2 separate regions of the Homo sapiens genome follow, and region 2 is linked to region 1. Evidence: chromatin loops called from intact Hi-C (ENCODE). Cell type or tissue: HCT116. All regions are shown on one strand. Each heading gives the region's core, and the rest is flanking DNA. Links, peaks and the distances in the headings are about the cores only.

Region 1 (7,188 bases), core at 1,588-4,087:
GCCAACCTTTCATTGTATGAATGGAGAATACCTTGGGCCTCTTCAAGCTGGGACCATGCAGGGCAAACCTGCCTCCCATTCTATTCAAAGTCACCCCTCTGCTCAGAGATAGATGTATATTCTGATTGCCTCTTTTGGAAAGACTTATCAGAAACTCAAAAGAATGCAACCATCTGTCTCTCACCTACCTGTCACCTGGAAGCCCCCAGTGTAGGGGACTTGCTTTGAGTTGTCCCCACCTTTCTCTACAGAACCAATGTACTTCTTACATGTATTGATTGGCATCTCATGTGTCCCTAAAATGTATAAAGCCAAGCTGTGCCCCGACCACCTTGGGCATGTGTCATCAGGACCTCCTGAGGCTGGGGCATGGGTGGGTCCTCAACCTTGGCAAAATAAACTTTCTAAATTAACTGAGATCTGTCTCAAATTTTCAGGGTTCACAGTTAGTTAAACATGGGACGATCGAGGTAGCCAATACTCATGTGTGCAAGGCACTGTTCTCAGCGCCGTTCACGGATTCCCTTATTTCAGGTTCATACAAACCTACGCAAACCAAAAATAAAATTCTAAGGCCCCCAGCCTTCTGAATGGGCCCTTCCTCTCGCCTAAGGGCATTCCAAATTGAACCTGAAAAACTAGTTCAGGGCATGATGGAAAGCGCAGGTCAGTCATGCCTCATTTTCCTATCCTACCTTTTTTTTTCTGAGATGGAGTCTTGCTCTGTCACCCAGGCTGGTGCAATCTAGACTCACTGCAACCTCTGCCTCCTGGGTTCAAGTGATTCATGTGGCCTCAGCCTCCCAGGTAGCTGGGATTACAGGTGTGCACCACCATGCCCAGCTAAATTTTGTATTTTTAGTAGAGATGGGGTTTCACCATGTTGGCTAGGCTGGTGTTGAACTCCTGACCTCAAGTGATCCTCCTGCCTCAGCCTCCTAAAGTGCTGGGATTACAGGCGTGAGCCACTGCGCCTGGCCTTCCTCTCCTTCCTTTTGGAACTCAGGAAAAGCTGATTAGCATTTAACATCAACGCAGACCCTAAGTCTGAAAAGAAACATTTACAGTCTATTTTCTCTGAAGTCTGCTACCTGGAGGCCTCATCGGCATCATGAAACCTTGCTCTCCACAACCCCTTATTGTAACCCAGACATTTATTTCTATTGATAGTAATGCTTTCAACCTGTGAACCTAGAACATTTGACGGAGGTCTCAGTTACTATTTAGAAAGTTTATTTTGCCAAGGTTGAAGACACACACCCATGACCCAGCCTCAGGAAGTCCTGATGACATGTGCCCAAGGTGGTCGGGCACAGGTTGGTTTTACACATTTTAGGGAGACATGAGACGTCAATCAATATATGTAGGAAGTACACTGGTTCGGTCTGGAAAGGTGGGACAACTGGAAGCAAAGGCAGGAAGACTCGAAGCTGGGAGGGGACTTCCAGGTCACTGGTAGGTGAGACACAAATGGTTGTATTCTTTTGAGTTTCTGATGAGCTTTGCCAGTGGAGGCAGATCAGATATGTGTCTATCTCAGTGAGCAGAGGGATGACTTTGAATAGAATGGGAGGCAGATTTGCCCTCAGCAGTTCTTAGCTTGAGTTTTCTTTAGTGATTTTGGGGGCCCAAGATATTTTCCTTTCACAAACCAACTGCTAATCAGAAAATTTTAAATTTACATTTGACCTGGAAGCCCCACCCCTGCTTTGAGTTGTCCCACCCTTGCAGATGGAACCAATGTAAATCTTACATGTATTTGGTGGAGGTCTCGTGTCTCCCTTAATATGCATAAAAGTAGGCTGTGCCCCCACCACCTGGGGCACAGGTTCTCAGCACCCCCTGAGGGCTGTGTCACGGGTCATGGTCATTCATATTTGGCTCAGAATAAGCTTCGAATATTTTACAGAGTCCGACTCTTCGTCGATACCTGTGGGGCATCAGCGCTCTCATCATTCCGTTTTATGGATGAAGAAACTGAGGCCCAGAGAGTTTAGGTGACCTGCCCAGGGTCCCACAGCTGGTCAGGGGCCATGCTGGGATTTCACCAGAGCCCAGATCTCTGGCACCTGTCAGCACACCATGCTGCCTCCCAGACAAAGCAAAGAGGTGCCATCTTAAACCCTCCAAGTTAGCCGCGATCTGTAAAAAAGGATGATGCTTCCTGTTGGCAGGGATGCAGCGAGAGAGGCCTGCCCACAGGAATGTAAATCGGTGCATCCCGGAAGGCTGTTTGGCAACATGACCCAAGAGCCATGAAATGCGTGTGTCGACTGATCCAGGCATTTTGTTCCCAGGAATAAATGGCCATGAAACAATGCAAGAGGTGGAGCCAATGTCCTATCCAGGGGTATTCGCCGGAGAATTTGACGAGTGAGGCACCAAGCAGCAGAAGATGCTTATTGTATACATTATGAAATGCTCCTGTAATAGTAATGTTCACAGGTCACGATTTAAAGAAAAATTTATATGATGAGAAAGTGTTTACTCTGTAGAACACATCAGGTTACAAAACAGAATTTAGGAAAACAAAATAAAATCACAACCGTCTTCATCTACTGTTATATGTGTATACAAATACACGTAATTATAATGTATGTATAGTCCATAAAATAATAACATAAAATACATTGGAAAGGTAGGTCCCAAAAATACCAGCAACGGTTATTTCAAAGAAGGGCTTTTTGGGGTGGACTTGACATTTTGCTTTGGGCTTTTTTGTGTCTTCTGCAAGGGGCATGCATTACTGTATTACCTTAGGCATCTGAATGCTATCCTTCCATTCTCATAGTGGTAGTTACAGAAGAGGCTGCAGTCAGCTCAAACGCTTCCCTTTTTTATTGCGGGTGCAGAGGCTTCGAGGGAGAGGGAAAGCTGTCAGTAGGTGGCGCCAGAGGGTGGCAGTTGTCTCAGGCTGCGTCAGGGCTGGTGCGAGCCAGCCTGGCCTTAAAGTGAAGCCCCTGGTTCTCTGCCATCCCATGTGCAACTGGTGATTTTGCAATTTCTGCATGTGTGTGGGGCCTGGCTCCCCTGTGGCTGGAGGCCTGCATGGAGCAGGGGGCATGCCAAGCTAGACAGTGACAAATTACTACCATCGAGGGCACCTAAGCACACCTTGGGCTCTATAAAGCACAGCCAGAGCCAAGTGCTGCCCTTAAAAATCAGATAATCTCAGGCGGTTGTGAAGCAAAGTGAAAACAGGAAAATGCAAGGGGCGGAGAAGCTGTCGGTGGAGAGAGAAACAGTGGAGAGTTCTGCCAAGAAGCTTATGCAGCTTTTTCCTCTGAGGGGACAGAGAGGCTGGGAGAGTGGAGAGCTGACCCTGTTGGTCTAAACCCTTTCCTATGGAGGGAGCAGGAGTGAAAATAGCAACCCTGAGGACACGGATACTTTAGGTCAGTGTAGCAGTTGAGAGACTTTGACCTGGACATAGAAGCCAGAGATGTATGGGTTCAGGCTCTCAGAAAAAATGGAGTCAGTTTCTCCCTCCATTAATGAGAATAGATAAACCCAGCTCAGCTAAATTCTTTTTTTTTTTTCTGTTGCCAGGCTGGAGTGCAGTGGCACGATCTCAGCTCACTGCAACCTCTGCCTCCCAGGTTCAAGCAATTCCCCTGCCTCAGCCTCCCGAGTAGCTGGGAGTACAGGCGCCCGCCACCACACCCCACTAATTTTTGTATTTTAGTAGAGACAGTGTTTCACCCTGTTGGCCAGGATGGTCTCCATCTCCTGACTTCATGATCTGCCTGCCTCGGCCTCCCAAAGTGCTGGGACTACAGGTGTGAGCCACTGTGCCCGGCCAGCTCAGCTAAATTCCAAAAGTGTTTATTGACTACCTTGGAAATGATCATAATGATGATAATAGTAATTACAATTGCCACCAACATTTATGAAACCCTTACTGTGTTAAGTACTTAACATGGGTTATTGCATTTAAGCCCCACCATGGTCCAGCAGGTGGATATGACTGCCATCATCCCCGAATTACACATGAGGGCACTGAAGCTTAAAGAGGTGAAACAACTTTTCCAAGGTCACCCGTGGCTAGGTCTTATTGCACACTTAATAGGAGCCAAGGAGAGTGAGTCACGATAGGGCAGGTTATGCTGCTGTAACAAACACATTGAAAACCTCAGTGGTTGAAAAATATGTTTATTTCTCAATCATGTTATATGTCCATTATATGTCATCAAGAGGGCTCTGCTTGTTGTAGTTCCTAGGGGTCTGGGTGGAAGGAAGCTCCATCTGAAAGCATTTTTCCATGTGGGTAGAGACAAGGAAAAGATCATGGTAAACCACACATGGACTCCTAGAGCGCCTCACCTGAAGTGACATGCACACCAATGACTGCTCACAGTGTGTTGGCCGGAGCAGGTGCCATGGCTCTGCTTCAGTCAGTAGAGGGGGATGGGCACGAATATGTTCCTCTTGCAAGAAAGGGAACCAAGTATCTGGTTTCCTTATTCTCCATAGCAGGGGTCCCCACTCTAGCCACAGAGTGGTGCCATTAGGAACCGCACCACACGGCAGGAGGTGAGTGGTGGACGAGCGTGACCACCTGAGCTCCGCCCCCTGTCAGGCCAGCAGCAGCATTAGATTCTCATAGCAGCTCAAACCCTGTTGTGAACTGTGCGTGTGAGGGGTCTAGGTTGCCTGCTCCTTAGGAGAATCCAATGCCTGATGATCTGAGGTGGAACCCCTCCCCACCTCGGTCTGTGGGAAAAACCGTCTTCCATGAAACCGGTCTCAGGTGCCAAAAGTTTGGGGACGGCTGCTCTCTGGCTCCTATTAACGTGCATTGGTTTGGAAAAAGTGCATTATTTTATTTGATTTTACAACACGCTGTGTCAGGCGTTATTATTATTTTTGTTTTATGCAAGAGAAAACAGAGTTTCTGTAGCACACCCGGCTCACATGGCTACTAAGTGGAGCAGGTATGATTCAACCTTAGCTCTGTTCCAGCCTCAAAGCCCAGTTCTTCAAAAACAGTTATATCCCATGGCGGGGAGGGGGTCTCAGTAGATATGTTCCAGGAAGAGTACGCTTCTTGGTTTATAAAATAAGATATGATATTAAATATTTGGTATTTAAATATTGCATTTAAATATTCGTATATATTTAAATACAATTTAAACATTACATTTAAATATTCATGTATATTTAAATACAATTTAAAAATTGCATTTAAATCTTTGTGTATATATTGTTCCATTATTTAAATATTGTATTTAAATATTGTACATGGTATATGTATGTTATATGTACATACATGTGTATATACACATATCCACATATATACACATATATGTATATGTAACATGTGTATATATACATATACATATATATAACATATACAATATTGAATATTATATATATATGATATACATATATCACTTCTCAGGAATGTGTTTAAAGAGAAAATGTAAATTTTGGGTCCCTAAGTTCAACACAATATTTTAAACAAAATGATAAGTGGACAAAATCTCAACTCACACTCAACATGCAATGGGTAGAGCCTTGAAATCTTGTGTAGATATTTTGAAAAGGTCACCCAGTGTCAGCAAAAGAACCGGGCATCTCACCAGGCATCTCAGACGTTATGGCACTAAGGGAGAAATCCTGGAGCTACCGCATTCAAAACGACGGTTTGTAACAATCTCATGAATTGCTTGATGGCCAGGGAGTGATGTTCTGAGATTTCTACCTACTAACACAACAACGCGTTGTGTATATTTAGGGCATGTACTGGTTTTCAGTTATGTTTTAGGAAATTGGGTGGCACGTTTGGGTTTATGTGTAGCATGGAATAGCTTAGTAATAGAAAGAAACTAGGATTCTGGAGAGGACTTTCACAAAGAAATTCCGATATTTTGGGAAGAGATTGTTGAGGTACTAAATGAGAGATGAATAGTGGAATCAAGTATGTGGTACAGTTGAAAAATACTACAAATTCTTGAGTCCCTGACATCAAGACATAGAATGGGAAATAAGACCTACGCACCTGTCTGTGTGTGCACAGGTATGCATGTGTGTGCACATATGCTTATGTTCAGATGGAGGCTGTCCGTCTGAACTTAAAAAATAAGGACTAATCAAAATATCCTCCAGGGACTCTAAGAAATAACCGAGACAGGGGTTGGGGTGGCCTAAGAGACTCTGTTATGTACGCTGTGGTAATAAACCTGTGAACAGCACATTGCTATGTTAATTCACACTTGTAGACATGTTGGCAACACATACGGATATTTAGTCTTTGGAAGACTCTGGGGAAATCTCCTGTGTGAAGCATAAAACCCCTAGCATTACCATAAAATGATGTTTCTTCTTTCCAATTATACTGGGCTTTTTGGAATCGTCGTCTCTTAACTTAAAGGATTATCTTTCAGCGGTAGAATATTCGATCTTTGAGCAATAGGTTGTTGCATGAGATGTATTTACACCAAGATTTCATCCTGGCCCTTTCACTGGTACCATTCTTTCTTTAGCTGCTTCTGCCCCAAGAGTCTTATCGTCCTCTCATTCCAGTGTTGTGTATTTTAGTTGCTGTTGTTTCTGGATCATGCATTAAGCAGTAAGCATGATATTGACAGTTTTCTGTGTCCTTTCCTGAGGTGGGCTGGAGAGGATCTGTTCCTGGAACTAGATTTCCTTTCTGGATCTGTTGACAAATGAATCTCACACACAACTTCTCTGCTGGCATCAGCATTTGCTATTCCCCATGGAGTCCAGGGTTCATAGCTTTTCTGGGCATGAACCCTATGATCTATCAGCCAACTGGACAAACAGACCAGGCAGAAGAGCTGCTCGCAAAGCCAGAAACGTGTGCATGAGCTGCTGGGTGGCTCAGGGAAGGTGGGCTGGAGCAGCTTGGCGCTTAGTTACCAGTCTCGTGGAGACCCTCGCTGGTGTTTTAAACATCCTTCCTGCTGGGCTCACCTCTTAAACACATCAGCAGTATCTCAGTAGCGAAGTAGATGTGGAGGACGCTGACTCTGGGAAGGAGAGGAGGAGTGGTCAGCCTCATGCAGAGCCTTCCCCCAGTGGGAATGTCACCTGAATTAGGGCCTAAGAGCTGCTCATATTTTAACTGAAAACTACCTTGTGGGGAGAAGGACAGGAAGAAACCCTAAGAAAATATAGTGCGGTCTATTTTACTACAACTATATCTGGAGCTTAAAATGAAAAGGA
Region 2 (7,188 bases), core at 1,507-4,006, 87 kb after region 1:
TGTGCGTGCATGCATGTGTGTGCGTGTGTGTGCGTGCGTGCGTGCGTGTGTGTGCATGCGCGTGCGTGCATGCACGTGCATATGTGTGTGCATGTGTGTGTGTATTTCTGTGTCTATTTCCAACTTATCTCTATTTGATGCCTTCAAATCCAGTTTAACCGCACATGTTTTATTCCAGCCTCTCCTCTTTCTGTATTTCAACTCCCTCCTCTGAGACTGAGAAACCTGGATTCTATTTTAGGCAACATACATATTTATCTGCTTAATCCTAGGGGAAAAGACTTTACCAAGTGGGGTTCAGTATTTGTTGACACTTCTTTTTTATTTTTATTTTTTTGAGCCTAGGGGTTACTATAGATATACAATACATATATACACAATTCTTTTTGTCAATTAAAACAATAGATTTTTTAAAAAAAACCCACAATATAGCCTGGAAATTGCTCCACAATGCTTCACAGAGATCTCCCCTCCTCAGGTCCTGCACAGTTCTTCGCTGTGTGAAGACAGCGCTTATTCAACCTGCCTCGTATGTGTGAGCATTTAGGCTGTTTCTGGTATTTCACAATTATTAACAAACCGGTATGGAATAACCTGTGCATATGTATTTGCATATCTTTAAAGGCCATTTTTATGTTGTCTTGAGGGTAAATTCCTAGAAGCAGGGTTGCCAGTCAGGAAGCCAGTGAACCCAAAACTTCGTTAAAGTACCCAGCGGGAAGTTCCGTTCTGACTCCTACCCCACTCAGAGGCGTCTGGGGACACCCATGTCACGGTGCTGCTAGGCTGGGTAACTTGCCAGTTTGAGAGTATCTCAGTGTAGTTTTCATTTGCATTTCTCTTCTTACAGGTGAAGTTGAACATCTTTTCATTTTTTGAGTGGCATTTTAGTGTCTTTTTGGTGAGTCATCTATTTATGTTTCTGGCACTTTGTACTTTTATAAACCTAATTTTTACTCTTAGTTGTGTTTCTTCCTGTTTTCAGTGGAAAAAAAGGCAATTTTAAGAAATAAAAGCTTTCTGTCTGCTGCTGAACTTGCCTAGTTGAAATCACTATTTTATTCTTTGGCCAGACATGTGGATTTGAATCCATGAAAGGCCAGAAATTCTGTCAACAGGTGCCTGGCCCCCTCCCAGGCTGTCTCAGGGCGCATGGACAGGGCTGTCTCCTCTCTGTCTTTAGGATGGTTGACAGCAACTTCTGAGGGGGTGGAGCAGGAGGGGAGGAAGGTGGCAGATACTTGACCTCTGACCATCAGTCATCCCAGCCCTCCCTCCACCCTGTTATCCTCTTGATACTTGGCAAAAATAACCCAGCCGGCCCCTCCTGCCTGCAGAACCTGCTGGTTGAAGGTGTTAGAGCCAAACTTGGCCGCACGTGGGAACCACCTGGGATGGTTTAAAAATATCCAGGTGCCTTCTTTCCCACCCACAGAGATTCTGGTTAATTATCCTATGGAACAGCTGGGACATCCAGATTCTTTTTTTTAGACAGGGTCTTACTCTGTCACCCAGGCTGGAGTGTAGTGGCATGATCATAGCTCACTGAAGCTCCAACCTTCTGGGCTCAAGCAGTCCTCCCAACTCAGCTTCCCAGGTAGCTGGGACCATAGGAGTGCACCGCCACACCCAGCTATTTTTTCTTTGTGGGGTAGAGATGGGGTCTTGCTATGTTGCCCAGGCTGGTCTCAAACTCCTGGGCTCAAGCAATCCTCCTGCCTTGGCCTCTTAAAGTGCTGGGATTACAGGTGTGAGCTACTGTGCCCAGCCTATCCAGATTTTTTTTTTTGAGACGGAGTCTTGCTCTGTCACCAGGCTGGAGTACAAGGGTGTGATCTTGGCTCACTGCAACCTCCACCTTCCGGGTTCCAGTGATTCTCCTGTCTCAGCCTCCCAAGTAGCTGGGATTACAGGCACACACCACCATGCCCAGCTAGTTTTTGAATTTTTAGTAGAGATGGGGTTTCACCATGTTGGCCAGGATGGTCTCGATCTCTTGACCTCGTCATCCACACGCCTCAACCTCCAAAAGTGCTAGGATTACAGGCGTGAGCCACCGCGCTCCGCCTCCAGATTCCTAAAAGCTTCCCAGGTGGCTTGGTGCTGAAACTGGCTGGCCTAGGAAACATAAGCAGGAAGCCTGGCCAAGGAGGAGACGCGAGACTCGAACTGTGCAAGCCCTCATGCACCCTTCACATTGGCGAGAATTGCCCCAGACTGACCTCTCCCCAGAGCGTGACGGGTCAGCTACTGGCTGGATTGAGGGTGAAATTTAGGGAATTTGTTGGAGACCCCAGGTCTTGTGTGATGAGCGGGAATGAATGCACCTGGGAGGGAGTGCTCAGGGCAATGGAGTCCGTGTGACCCCTGCTGGGGCGTGGGGCCAGCTGCAGCCTGCAGAAGCACCTAGTGCAGCCCCATTCCCTCCAAGTAGGTAAGCCCAGGTGATTTCAGTCCTGCACAGCTGAGACTCAGAGCTCCTAAGGGTCTTGCTCATGTGACACATACAGAAATAGTGCAGAGAAGAGGGAACACAGTCCAGACTTTCAGAGTTCTGGAACCTTCATTTCCACAGTCGTGACCGGGAACAGAGATGCATACTCATGAAGGGGCTACTCTGCAGGTGCGAGGCTTGGGTTTTTATCTAGGTGGCTTCATTTTGTCTTCACTGACCGTAGTTATTGCATCAGCTCTGATTCATCAGTTACCAAAACTCTAACCCAAACTGTGCTTAAGCAGAGAGGGGAATTTATTAGTGAGACTGACCTGTCAGAGGCTGGGCACTGATAGGGTCATTGCGTGTAGTTACGTAAGCTTTATGCCACATCAGATGCTAACGCCTGCTACACACACCACAGCACTGCAGATTTGCTCACCTCACTAGACAGTTGTCAGCGGTCAGCACCTCTTTTTAGTTTGTGCAAAGGGGTCATATGACCAGTAATGGTTTAGGAGCTCAAATACTGTGTGTAGATTCTTGGTCTCTCTGCACTTCTCAGCCAATGGCTCACATGCTTCTGGGCTAGAGGGCCATGGAAAGGAGCCTTTTTGTATAACTCCCACAACAATGCTGAGGCTAGTTAATTACTAGTTAATTACCAGCTCAGCTCACCTGTCTAGCCCTGAGCCAATCACTGTGCCCAGGAGAATGATACCCTCCGATTGGCTAAGGTGTGGTCACATGACTGACCCTAAGCAGCAGGGGCACCCAGATCACCTGGACTCAGTTGAGGAACAATAGATTAGTCCACAAGGAAAGCTAGGTGTCCTTGCCACCAAGAGGAGGCATGGCTGCTGGAATACAGACTGCGAATGGCAGCTGTCCACCGCGGCAGTTATTCTGGTTTTAAGGTAAGAAAATTGAGAATCTGAGATATTATGTACTTTTTTTGAGACAGGGTCTTGCCATGTTGGCCAGGCTGGTCTTGAACTCCTGGGCTCAAGTGATCCTCCTGCCTTGGCCTCCCAAAGTGCTGGGATTACAGGCGTGAGCCATCGTGCTGGGCCAATTATGTCATTTTCAACATCATGGGGCTTGTAGAGGGCAGGTGGGTGGTGTGTCTGAATACAAGTCTGCCTGGCCATGATGCAGGTGGCCTGCGTGACACGCCAGCTGTGATACTTCAGAGCCCTGGTGCGTGCCGCCATGTGAAATTGCACATGGGTTCAAGGGGCTCTGGCGTCTTTACGTCAAATGCTCAATCAGAGAAACAGGGTCCAGGGAAGGCCCCCACCTCACCCACCAAAGAGCCGAACCTGGGGTGGGGGCGCAGGCAGGGTGGCCCCACTCCTGCAGCCTCCAGCATGGGGCAGGAGAGTAGTTTCTGTCATGGGCCCCAGAGTTCAAGGCAGCTGGAGTCTGTGCTCACCAGCCCAGAGACCGCAACTCTTCCAACCCTGAGGCTCCAGCTTCGTCCAGATTTCTCCATATTCACGACCCCATTTCAGGCCATGCCTGTCTCCCAGTTTCCCCTCATACGGTTCCCACCAGAATCCTGCCCCTCCTCAGAGACCTCCATCCTCCTTGGTCCGTTGTTCACGTGGCAATAAGAACAGTCACCGAGAGGAGATTCCCATGAGATTCCAGAGAGAAGGGTAGAGAATGAAGAGAGGAGGTTCCTGCTCCCTTCCTGAATGCATGGTGCAGCACTAGCCTGGCCCTCTGCCTGTCTCGTAGACACAGGAGCCACCTGTGGCCATCGAGCTCTGGAACTGTGGCTTGACTGAACAGAAATGTGTCATGTTAAGATTTTTGAAGACGTAGTAAAAGAATGGGCTGGGCGTGGTGGCTCACGCCTGTAATCACAGCACTTTGGAAGGCTGAGGCAGGTGGACTGCTTGAGCCTAAGAGGTGGAGGTTGCAATGAGCCGAGATTGTGCCACTACTCCAGCCATGGTGACAGAGTGACCCTGTGCGGGAAAAGAAAAGAGAATGTAAAATAGTATTAATAACTCTTTTTTTTTTTTTTTGAGATGGAGTCTTGCTCTGTCACCCAGGCTGGAGTGCAGTGACAAGATCTCAGCTCACTGCAACCTCTTCCTCATGGGTTCAAGCAATTCTCCTGTCTTGGCCTCCCAAGTAGCTGGAATTACAGGTGCATGCCACCATGCCTGGCTAATTTTTGTATTTTTTAGTAGAGATGAGGTTTCACTATGTTGGCCAGGCTGGTATCTAACTCCTGACCTCAGATGATCTGCCCACCTTGGCCTCCCAAAATGCTGGGATTACGGGCATGAGCCACCGTGCCCGGCCGGCATTAATAATTTTAATTATTAATTCATTCCATGTTGAAATGGTAATATTTTGGATATATTGAGTGAAATAAAATATGAAAATTAGTTTTATCTGTTACTTCCACTTTTTTTTTTTTGTTTGAGACAGAGTCTCGCTCTGTCGCTCAGGCTGGAGTGCAGTGGCATGATCTGGGCTCACTGCAACATACGCCTCCCGGGTTCACGCCATTCTCCTGCCTCAGCCTCCGAGTAGCTGGGACTACAGGCGCCACCACCACGCCTGGCTAATTTTTTGTATTTTTAGTAGAGATGGGGTTTCACCGTGTTAGCCAGGATGGTCTCGATCTCCTGACCTCGTGATCCACCTGCCTTGGCCTCCCAGAGTGCTGGGATTACAGGCATAAGCCACCGCACCCGGCCGACATTAATAATTTTAATTATTCATTCCATGTTGAAATGGTAATATTTCGGATACATTGAGTGAAATAAAATATGAAAATTAGTTTTATCTGTTACTTTCCACTTTTTTTAAGGTGACCACTAGACAGTGTAAAGTTATGCAGGTGGCTGACACGGTGTTTCTCTTGGATAGCACTGGGTGAGCCCACTCTTGACCTTGTCATATACAGATCTTCAGTCTTTCCACAAAGGGGGATGAAGATGATTTACGGGGAGTCCCTGTGCTGGCATGGTGGAGGGAGGGAGGCTGGCATGGTGGAGGAAGGGAGGTTGGCATGGTGGAGGAAGGGAGGTTGGCATGGTGGAGGAAGGGAGATTGAGTGAGGTGAGGATGCCAAGAGCATGGTTTAGAGCCGAGAGTTTCAGCATTTTTTCTCACGTTGTGCACTTGCATCTCCGCCTGGTCTATTGCCACCCGCCTCCCTGTGCAAGACCATCACTCACATTCTTCTGGGATACAGGACACAGCAACGAAGGCTCAGCGGGTGCGGGCTGGTTGCAGGAGCAGAGTCCTCTCCTGCCCAGAACCCGGCTCGGGAGGGAGCTTGTTTTTTCTCATAAAATGGCCCCAGCCTTGCTCCTCTGTGGACTCAGGGCAACCGGAGGCTGCAGCTACCGCGCTTGCCTATGAATATTTAAGTGGCAGTTTAGCTTTCAGACCAAGCACATCAGTGGCCAAGATCAAGCTTTTTGACCTTTTGTCAATTTACTCAGTGAAATATGATGCTCCTGGTCTCCTTTTTTTAAACTGTTGTCTGCCGTCTTCTTTTTTTTCATAGTTGAAATGGCTGCGTGTTCCCCACATGCAGCATAGAGACTGTGAGTGTTCGCACCGATTGCAAATACACGAGTGCAAATGACAGATTCGTGTTCTTGCCCAGAAGGTAGGTGCGTGTTGGCGGCTTCAGAGATGGCCTGACTGTGTGGAGTTTCGGGACCAGTGGCTGCTAGACAGTAGCCAGCACAGGCGGTGTGTGTTAGTATTTGCTCAGGCTGGGCTCAGAGAACCCTTCATGTCAACACGCGAGCCTGGCTTGTGCTGTTCCCTCCTCAGGGCTGACCTTCCCTCCTCAGGCTCCTGGAAGCCGTGGCCTTCCGGTCACAAAGCTGCTCTCCTGAGCTGGGGCATTCATTGTTGGTTACTGCCGTCGTCTTTTAAGTACTGGGAAGGTGGGACGGAGTCGTGGAGAGAGGATGGGGGAACAACCCAAGCCCTTGGGAGGCAGCGTCACGTTGCTGAACTCTGCTCCTAAGCAAATGCGCGTGTGGAATACGGTTTGCCTTGTGTCCAGCCGTGCGTTCTCTGATTTTAAATATTCTCAGCCAGGCCTGTTTAAGGCCAGATAAATAGAACACCAAAAGGGAAATGTAAAAAACAACTCGTTGGGTAGCTGGTTCCGTGTAACATCAGAGGTTGGGGATCGCACACTGAAACGAGATAAAATGTTTGAGTGGAAGGCGGGACCTGGGGCCCAGTGCGCTGGGGCTCCATCCTCCGCCCTCACTGCCCCCCGCAGCTGGGGCTCCATCCTCCGCCCTCACTGCCCCCCGCAGCTGGGGCTCCATCCTCCGCCCTCACTGCCCCCCGCAGCTGGGGCTCCATCCTCTGCCCTCACTGCCCCCGCACAGCCCTTCTGCGGGTCACTTCTCCCCTGTGCCCTGGACGGAGGTGCCGGTGGATGCCGCTGCATTGCTTCGACGATGGATCTTTCTCTGTCTTCCATCCCCCAAGCTCTATCAGTTTAGTTATGAGAATATCCAAACCACATCTGACCTCGTCTGAACTTAGAACTTTTTCTTTCTCCTCCCGGGGCCTGCTTCCGGCTGGGAGCCTGCAGTGTGTGTAGAGGGGGTGATCTCTGCTTTATTTCCTGGCTGTTATGAGCTGAATTGTGGCCCTCCCATCCCACAAAGGTGTTGAAGTCCTAACTCCCAGTACCTGTGAATGTGACCTTATTTGCAAATAGGGTCTTTGCAGATGGGCAAAGTTAAGAT

What was found. A loop is a pair of places that touch in the nucleus more often than their neighbours do. Peaks named below come from ENCODE experiments on the same cell type or tissue, not always from the same donor. Only the 100,000 strongest peaks of a DNase experiment are listed, where the experiment ranks them.
Region 2: it touches region 1 in a loop (2.8-fold over the local background); 4 of 110 quality-filtered maps call a loop at or near these places.

What each region holds. Positions count from the first base shown.
Region 1 is chr12:130,744,018-130,751,205 of GRCh38, reverse strand. No RefSeq gene overlaps it. Among named protein-coding and RNA genes, the nearest start is that of RIMBP2, 31 kb to the right of the region's middle. In HCT116, for the core only: a CTCF peak has its summit at 2,867 (motif pointing right); a DNase peak (open chromatin) is centred at 2,885.
Region 2 is chr12:130,657,256-130,664,443 of GRCh38, reverse strand. All of the region lies in intron 1 of RIMBP2 (RIMS binding protein 2), which reads left to right. Among named protein-coding and RNA genes, the nearest start is that of RIMBP2, 55 kb to the left of the region's middle. RefSeq lists an enhancer at 3,151-3,650. In HCT116, for the core only: no CTCF peak of the experiment used is centred there; a DNase peak (open chromatin) is centred at 2,755.